Linked DNA regions of Homo sapiens: region 1 is linked to region 2. A link is a contact called in ENCODE Hi-C or POLR2A ChIA-PET data. All regions are on one chromosome and are shown on one strand. Each heading gives the region's core, a stretch centred on a gene start or an enhancer-like site at or near the end of the contact. The rest is flanking DNA. Distances are from core to core; before and after follow the strand shown. Region 1 overlaps MTCL3 (MTCL family member 3). Region 2 overlaps ECHDC1 (ethylmalonyl-CoA decarboxylase 1).

Evidence for each region. A loop is a pair of places that touch in the nucleus more often than their neighbours do. ChIA-PET counts read pairs that join two places held with the same protein, here RNA polymerase II (POLR2A). Pooled maps may share reads with other maps.
Region 1: a pooled map shows a loop between it and region 2 (7-fold over the local background). The contact joins two enhancer-like sites. A Hi-C loop is called at or near these places in 2 of 37 single-sample maps with no recorded cell type and 12 of 50 pooled maps. POLR2A ChIA-PET finds 5 or more read pairs at or near these places in 3 of 52 experiments (H1, WTC11 and activated CD4-positive, alpha-beta T cell).

The regions. Positions count from the first base shown.
Region 1 is chr6:127,482,022-127,486,320 of GRCh38, reverse strand. MTCL3 (MTCL family member 3) reads left to right here. Exons shown (of 7, transcript NM_001400265.1): 5 at 3,337-3,408. SOGA3-KIAA0408 (SOGA3-KIAA0408 readthrough) reads left to right here. Exons shown (of 13, transcript NR_174482.1): 5 at 3,337-3,408. Among named protein-coding and RNA genes, the nearest start is that of KIAA0408, 25 kb to the right of the region's middle. RefSeq lists enhancers at 1,888-2,017, 3,930-4,299. Within about 2 kb of position 2,045, at least 4 of the 41 ENCODE cell types and tissues checked have a DNase peak (open chromatin) inside an H3K27ac peak, as active enhancers do.
Region 2 is chr6:127,288,766-127,292,927 of GRCh38, reverse strand. It overlaps ECHDC1 (ethylmalonyl-CoA decarboxylase 1), which reads left to right. Exons shown (of 6, transcript NM_001002030.2): 6 at 2,651-4,162. The coding sequence ends at 3,059. Among named protein-coding and RNA genes, the nearest start is that of RNF146, 24 kb to the right of the region's middle. RefSeq lists a silencer at 2,072-2,131. Within about 2 kb of position 1,352, at least 3 of the 41 ENCODE cell types and tissues checked have a DNase peak (open chromatin) inside an H3K27ac peak, as active enhancers do.

The DNA of each region.
Region 1 (4,299 bases), core at 796-3,295, 190 kb before region 2:
GTGATACTTACACATAGTAGCAGCCCTAAAGGCACCTGAAAGCTAATGTATCTTTATTCAAGGGGAAGGCTTTACTTCAGAGCTTTATTTGAGCTTAACACTCCACCTGAGTGATATTTAAATAAAAGCAAAATAGAAAATGCCTCTTAGGAAAGAATGCCCTAATTTCAGCATTGCTCTTATATTAATTTAGAGGTCTCATTTTAACATTGCCCACAGGATAAAGTCTAAATTTCTCAGCTGCACAAGCTGACCTCAATCTTTTCTGCATCTTCTTTTACCCCATCTCTACAGTGGCCCTACCTCCATCACTTCTTTTCAGGAGTTAGTGCATCTGAAAGGCAAACTCATTCCTCTATATCTTTACTCCTACAACAGTTTGTTCAGTTTTATTTCTGTTGAAATTTTGCATATCCTTCAAAAGTCAGTTCTCTTGAATGATTTTCTCTGATTCCCCAGATCTGGAATTAGAGCTTCTTCCTTTGCCCTCTCAGTCCCTTTTTGTTCATTTATTGCCCTGAGTTAGTTCTGCCCACTGTTTTTGCTAATTGCATCCTTTTTATCATTATAAACAGTTAGCTCTTTGGGGAAAGAGTACAATATTTCTTAGTCACATGTGTTTGGCATATATACAGTACCACATATAGACCAGAAACTAAATACCTATGAAATGAATGAAACACAAAGACCAAAAAACATTTCCAGAACTAGAACATACTTTCCCTTGAAACCCCTGCATGTAACATCTTTATCTCACAGCGATTTGTACTGCCACCCTTGTGTCTTTGTATATCTCTATGACAGTCTAATTATGACATTTCTTGCTCAATAGGAGCATTTAGTGCTCCAAGTTGACCCTAGGACAATAATTTGACCTGAATAAGATAAAATTCAATCTTTATTCAATGTCCTTCAAGATCTGACTTATGCCACCAGCAAATCTCATGTCACTCCTCTCCTCTCACTCTGTAACACCCATATGGAATTTCTGTCCCAGAAATGGTTTTTCTATGTGGAATGCCTTTTTTTTTCCCTTTTCCTCCTCTTCATCTTCCATTGGCTAACTACTCATGCACCAGATTCTAGATAAGATGCTACTCATTTTGGAAATTATCCCTAGCTCCCCACACCATCTCTAGCCCTAGATTAGATAAAGTCTTTCTCCTTAGTGATCTAATAGCTAACAGTTAGATATGAGAAAGACTTGGGTCAAGGTCTGAAGTTATTGTTACCAACTAGTAACTTTAGACATTTGCAAACTTTAGCTTATTAAATCATAGATCACTGGGCCTCATCCTCAGAGTTTCTGAATCAGTGGTTCTGGGATGAATCTCAAGAATTTGCTTTTCCAACAGCTTTCTGGGTGACACTGATGATGCTGTTCTGAGGAGCACAGAGATAACTGATGCTTTTGATAATTTATTCATCTACTTCTGTTACCCCTGTAAACTTTAGTTTCAGCACCTGCAAAGTGAGGCTAAAAGGAGTGTTTAAAAATTAGCTGAGATAATGTATGTGAAGGGGTTGACATGAATTAGGGCTCAATGACAGTTAATATTGTTCTTGTATTATCATTGCTTTCATAACACTGTGTTGAATTCCAGACTGAACAGATCATGCCAAGTAAGCTGAGAACCCCCAAAAGAGCAAAGATCACATTGGTTTCATTATTATTGTGTCACAGGTATGTTATGAAGTGCATTGGTAGTCACTAAATAAACACATAATTGAGTGAATTCAAATACAAGCATTCAATAAGTATTTAGTGAAACAAATTCAACGCTTCTTGTAGGCAGCCCCTACCTAGAATGTTCCAGGTTTCTTAGTTTAGCTCACTTTATTCTTGGTATTCTTGGGACTGTTTTGTTGATTACTTCCTAAATTACTTTTTGGTTATGGTGAGTCAGTCCCCAAGCTTTCCTTTCTAAGAAGATTATACAAGCAACAGAAAGAACTTCTTCCTGTAAAGAACTAGAAATGAATAACCACGTGGGCTATTCATTTGTCTGTGTAGTTTCAGTTTCATACTGAATGAAAGCAGTTGCACCAAAGTATTCCCCTGCCTTCTGTGCTTGAACGTATGCCTTTACTTAACAGTGGATATGGGTTAGAAATTAACATGTGAAGAATTTAATTTTCATTTCTTTGCGAATTTATGAAGACTCCTGTTTGGAAAAGGCTTCCCTATTTTTACTGTCAGTCTATACCCCTGTCCTTCTCTTTGACCTCAGAACCTCGATTTGGTATTCATATATCATTAGTTCAGCAAGTATTTTTTTCACCACCTGCCATGTGGCAAGCACTATTTTTATGGTGGTGATGCCACACTAAATCAAAACCCCTGCTTCACAGAACCTAAAGCATAGCATTTATCAATTTGCACTGTAATTGTTTGCTTCTCTGTCTCCTCCCCTGCTAAGTTTCAGCTTCCTGATGGTAGATGCAGTATCTAATCAAACTTTGAGTCTCCCCCTCAATGTGTAGTATATGGTAGACAGTCATACATACGGATAATTATTGTTTACATACAGAGACCCTTCTTCTTATATTGGTGTGAGAAATGGAACTGAGCACCAGAGATCATATTACGCTTGTCCTTGAAACAGTTTGGCACTAGCTGTGTATTCTTTGACTTCCAAAGTGTTAGTTTGAATTTTAATTAGGATCAGCCAGTAAAATGTGGGAGATTTTACATAAGAATCCAGATTCCCAGCTTCTCTTGTAAAAGCCCACATTCCTGTATCACACAATGAGCTGAAGCTGTGGCTGGTCCACCTGTTTCTTGAGATGGGGCATGCCTTCTCCATTTCACTACAACCCCTACCATGCCCTATCATTTTGCACGTGTCGAGGAGGAGCAAGGGGGTGATGTGTGGTGAGGGGAGAATGAAGTGCTTCCGATTCTACATAAATTCACTGAAAGTGTGTGTTCATAAGCTTATAGCAACCTAACTCCCAACATTGGAAATAATAACTTACTTTTTTTCCTTCAGTGATGTGGAATGCTAACAAGCATTTGTTTACATTTGAACTATATATCATATTGAGTCAACAATCAATTTTGTCTGTTGTTTTTCTGCATTTTCACAGTAGGTTTCCTGTATTTCTCAAATTAAATAATTGCCAGCTACATTCTACTGTGATGTGTATCCTAGTCCAAAGTAAAAATATATCTAAATCTATCTGGTTTAGGATTTTTTTTCCTCCTTTTATGATTATTGAACTAACTCTTTTTATTTGTCTTGGTTTTGTCGTTTGAGACTAGAATACTTAAAAACATAAAATTGAATTAAAATTATAGTTTATCCAACTAAATATATTCATGCTTTGTTTCAGTTATCCTTAAAAAGAAGAGGAAGCAAAGATTTGCCAAAATCTGAAAAAAAGGCTCAACAGACTCCCACAGAGGTATGTGGAAATAAAATTTCAACTAGTACACCAAGTACCTCTAAGTGTATATAATCACAAACTACATTTATAAATAGATATAATGGCCAGATAAACTTATGCAAAACAAAGTCAAATTTGCATATCAATTATGTAGCTGTAGATACAGGTAGTATAAATCAGAATATTTACTTATAAAGCCAACCATAACATCCCTATTATAATTGCTTTACATTGTAAGCACACAGAAAAATGTCATTCGTATTTTATACGCTGCTATATTTGAGAACTATACTCATGATGCTAATCTTGTCCTTTTATAATTAATAAGGTCAATAGAAAGGCTGTTCCTATAGTGTCAGGAGAAAGTAAAGAAAGGAATGTTGCAGAGGGAAGTCAGAAAGGAGAGAAAGGCTCATTATATCTTTAGAGAGCCCTGGAATGAAGTAATTCTCCATACCAGTGATTGGAGAAGCAAAAGAAAGGAGACAAAAGAATAAAAATGAAAGTTGAAAGATGTACTCAACATGGGTTTGTTAAAAACCTTAGAAGCACAGCCACAGTAAAGACTAGCTTTGCTTTCAAGGTAAAAAGAGGTGCCAATGGTTGTAATGAAGAAGATTTTAAAATGGAAGAGGAAACATTTGGGATAAAAATGACACTATTGTTAAGGAAGGGGATCCCAATCCAGACCCCAAGAGAGGGTTCTCGGATCTCGTGCAAGAAAAAATTCAGGGCGAGCCCATAGAGTAAAGTGAAAGCAAGTTTATTAGGAAAGTAAAGGAATAAAAGAATGGCTACTCCATAAGCAGAGCAGCCCTGAGGGCTGCTGGTTACCCATTTTATGGTTATTTCTTGATATGCTAAACAAGGGGTGGATTATTCATGCCTCCCCTTTTTAGACCATATAGA
Region 2 (4,162 bases), core at 103-2,602:
TTATCATTCTTTTACTTGTCAAAATAAGCAAGTTTAATATGGTTTTATAAATTGAGTCTGTCATTAGTCTTCAAAATTATAAGAGCTAAGTCTTCCATTACTCTACGTAGATTATCCCTTGCAATAATTATATTACTAGGTAACTGCATCTAAACTCTAGAAAGAATTAGTGTATAATCCTGTAGGGTCTATCAGGAAACTATTTTGGGATATATCTTGTTGTTAATATAATAATGTCCTTCTTAAATTAGGTTTTTCAGCATTTTAAATTTTATATTTAAACTTTCATTTTTAGGTTAAAAGAGTCCTGTAAAGGTTACCATCTGAATGCTCTGTTTATTAGAGGAAACTACTTGTGTTCTTTTATCACCAATGAATTTTTTGGTCATATTTATTTAATATATATTTAATGTATATCAGTACATAAGCACACCCGAGGTATACAATTTGCAAAGAATGGATGTTAGATTTTGATCACAAAAGGTATTTTTACAAAGATAACCTCAAGATTTGTTGGAGTTGTAAAATATGATTCCAAAAGACACACTTTACCTTATAAAATAAGGCAAATGGAAAAAAATCACCATAGAGATGATGATTTTTCTTTAGAAGCAAATAATTCCAAATATGAATGTGCTTACATAGGTAATAACTTTTGTTGTCATAAGCTCATCTACATTATTCCAACATCTAGGACTTTAACCAGTTTTTATGTTCAGCTGATTCTAAATGAATCTATTCCTGGCATAGTCCTTTACTCCATTATAGGCACAGCTCTGAACCAATTCTAGGATTCAATTCAGAACAGTTACATATTTAGTGTATTATGTAAAAAGCTTTATAGGATTGGGTTCAATATTGACAATATTCCTATTTCTAAGAATATTAGACATTATTTCTGTAATTTCTATTCCTTTTGATATTGTTTTAACAAGGCAGTACTCCTCTTACAATATTGTGATAAATTCAGATTTTTATAAGACTTGTTCTTTTTTCCTCCCAATTTTAAAATTATTTCTTGAAAACTATTATTTTTCATAGCTATTTGCCTCTAGAAGCAATTGTTCATAATGGAGGCATATTTTCCTTTGTAGAAATTCACAGCTGTGAAGAGAAAGTTTCCCAGTGAGTTAATAAGTTGGCATTTGTCAGAATTCTCTCGGGTCAAAGACTGAGTTTTTTGTTCTTAGTGCTAATAGAACCAAATCACCTGCATTTGAGTATTTAACACGTTGGAAAGCCAACCCAACTTAAGGTCTTCTTTTTTGTAATGAGTAATTTGAAAGTGAAAGCTTCTTGAAGCATGCAGTCAAAATAAAACGCATGGGCGTTTATTTAGTAAAGCTAAATCGTGTAGCTTTACTCAGTCTGTTGAACTGGCAAATGTTAACTCCCCTTTATTGTTATACTTTCTTATTAATCATCCTATTCATAAAAATCCCATGACTGGGGAAAATGAACCCGTTAGGGAAACTCACTGCTATCAGTCTAATCCAAGCCACTATCAATAACTTTCTTACTGGTATCCCTGCTTCCACCTCGTCTAGCTATTATGTGTACCATGAAGATAACTGAAGCCAACCTGCCTGGGTTTAAATCCTAGCTCTGCAATAGCTGTATTGCCAGTTCCTTAAAAAAAAAAAAAAAAAAAGGTATAAGAGCTTTGAAATGCTAAATAAGCTCTTCATGCACATGGCAACTAGAGCAGCCCTTGTAAAATGTCAGATGTTAATGCTTTGGTTGACCTCCTCTAAATAACTTTACACTTAAAAAATAAAATCCGAACTCCTTACTAAGGCCTGTTAAGTATGCTTCTCATTTTATCCCCCATGTTCCAGTTACACTGTACTCGTCCCCAGAGATACTAAGCAGTTCTCTACTTCAAGACTTTTGCACTTGCAATTCCTTCTTCCTGGAACATCTTTTCCCAGATTTTTGCATTGCTCATTTCCTCAGGTGGCTGCTCAAATATTCAGTGTCCTTCTTCATCGAAAATAGCACACCCCCAGCACACATATCCTCAATTCATTTGTCTCCTGCCTCATTTTCTTTTTCTCTTTTTGCTATAAAGCACTCATTGCCACTGACTTTATATGGTTTAATGCCTTTCTCTCCAAACTGAAAACAGCTCCTGAGCACAAGGGTTTTGTTTTGGTCATTCCTGTAGTCTCAGCACCTAAACCACCACCTGGCACTGGTAGTTCTTTGTAAATACTTGCTGAATAGATGCTGTATTTAAAAAGCATTTTTCCCCACTAAGGACTTTTGAGAACCTTAACTTACTATGCTTTTCGGTTTGTTTTTCTTAGTATGCACCTAACATTTCCTACTCCCATACTTTCACTTGATCCACATCCTCTCATTAGGTCACCACTCACTTAAGAAAGATCAACTTTGGGCTTTTAGAAGGTTCTTGTTTGCAAAGGGTAAACAAGCACAACAAAAAATGATACTGTTTTCAAAGGGAAGTTTTAAATACTATTAGTAAATTAAATTCTAGATGAAACAGCCATATTTTTCAAACATTGTTTTTAATATACCTACCTATAAAGATCTATGGAGAATTCACATCAGATCATGAATGGATAGTACTTTATGATTAGAGCATACAGAGAGAGTTACAATTAAGCTTTTCTTTTTTCTTTTACAGGTTAATGACTCCAGAGAGTAAGATCAGATTCGTCCACAAAGAGATGGGCATAATACCAAGCTGGGGTGGCACCACCCGGCTAGTTGAAATAATCGGAAGTAGACAAGCTCTCAAAGTGTTGAGTGGGGCCCTTAAACTGGATTCAAAAAATGCTCTAAACATAGGAATGGTTGAAGAGGTCTTGCAGTCTTCAGATGAAACTAAATCTCTAGAAGAGGCACAAGAATGGCTAAAGCAATTCATCCAAGGGCCACCGGAAGTAATTAGAGCTTTGAAAAAATCTGTTTGTTCAGGCAGAGAGCTATATTTGGAGGAAGCATTACAGAACGAAAGAGATCTTTTAGGAACAGTTTGGGGTGGGCCTGCAAATTTAGAGGCTATTGCTAAGAAAGGAAAATTTAATAAATAATTGGTTTTTCGTGTGGATGTACTCCAAGTAAAGCTCCAGTGACTAATATGTATAAATGTTAAATGATATTAAATATGAACATCAGAATTACTTTGAAGGCTACTATTAATATGCAGACTTACTTTTAATCATTTGAATATCTGAACTCATTTACCTCATTTCTTGCCAATTACTCACTTGGGTATTTACTGCGTAATCTGGAACATTTAGCTAAAATATACACTTTTGGCTTAAAAATTATTGCTGTCAATTCCAATAATAATTCTTAGCTTATAACCAAAGAGCAGTGTTTAAAAGGAGAGCTTCTATACAAAACCTATTCCTGGCGTTACTTTTCATACAATTTTTGTTCTGTTTTACCTGGAAATAATTTACCAAAATAACTGAGTGTTGCTGCTAAAGAACAAAAGTGGGGAGGTATCAGGGAACAAGAAAACAAGAAAGGGTATGATCAATCATTTTCTTCTGCTCCAAACAGCTGGAGTAAAATTCATGGGAAATGGCCCTTCATTTAAAAAAAGATGTACCTCACTACCCACTACAAATTTGGAACTTTGTTCTTTTCAATAATTAGTTTTCTATTGTAAATTACCTACTAAACAGTGGTAGCCATGACATGGAAAGTCAACTGATTCTACAATTGGACATTCATTTGTGTGCCCTGGAATTTCCAACTAGTAATAAACAACTACTGTTGATGTAGTTTTAAACCACTTGAAGGGACTCATGAAGCATCCTGCAACATAAATTTGCATTTTTACATCAGATTTCTTTTTTTTCCTGAAAAACAACTAACCTTCTAACAACTATCTTTCAAAAGTAAATGTAATAAAAATGCACAACATAAAATGTTTATGATCCCAGCAATACACTTTTTAAAAAATGTGAAAGTCAAAGAATTAAGTTCTAGTTCTGACTCATCACAAGAGGTCAAAAGTATTTGCTACTGTAACATTCAATTCACATTTGAGAATCATGGTAAAAATAACTTGCATTTGCCTTACCATCATGATCCTACTGTTGAGTTAGGAAAATATGGTTAGACAGACTCACATTACTTTTTTTCAGAGGTAAACTCTAGATTACTGTGTCAACCCAATACT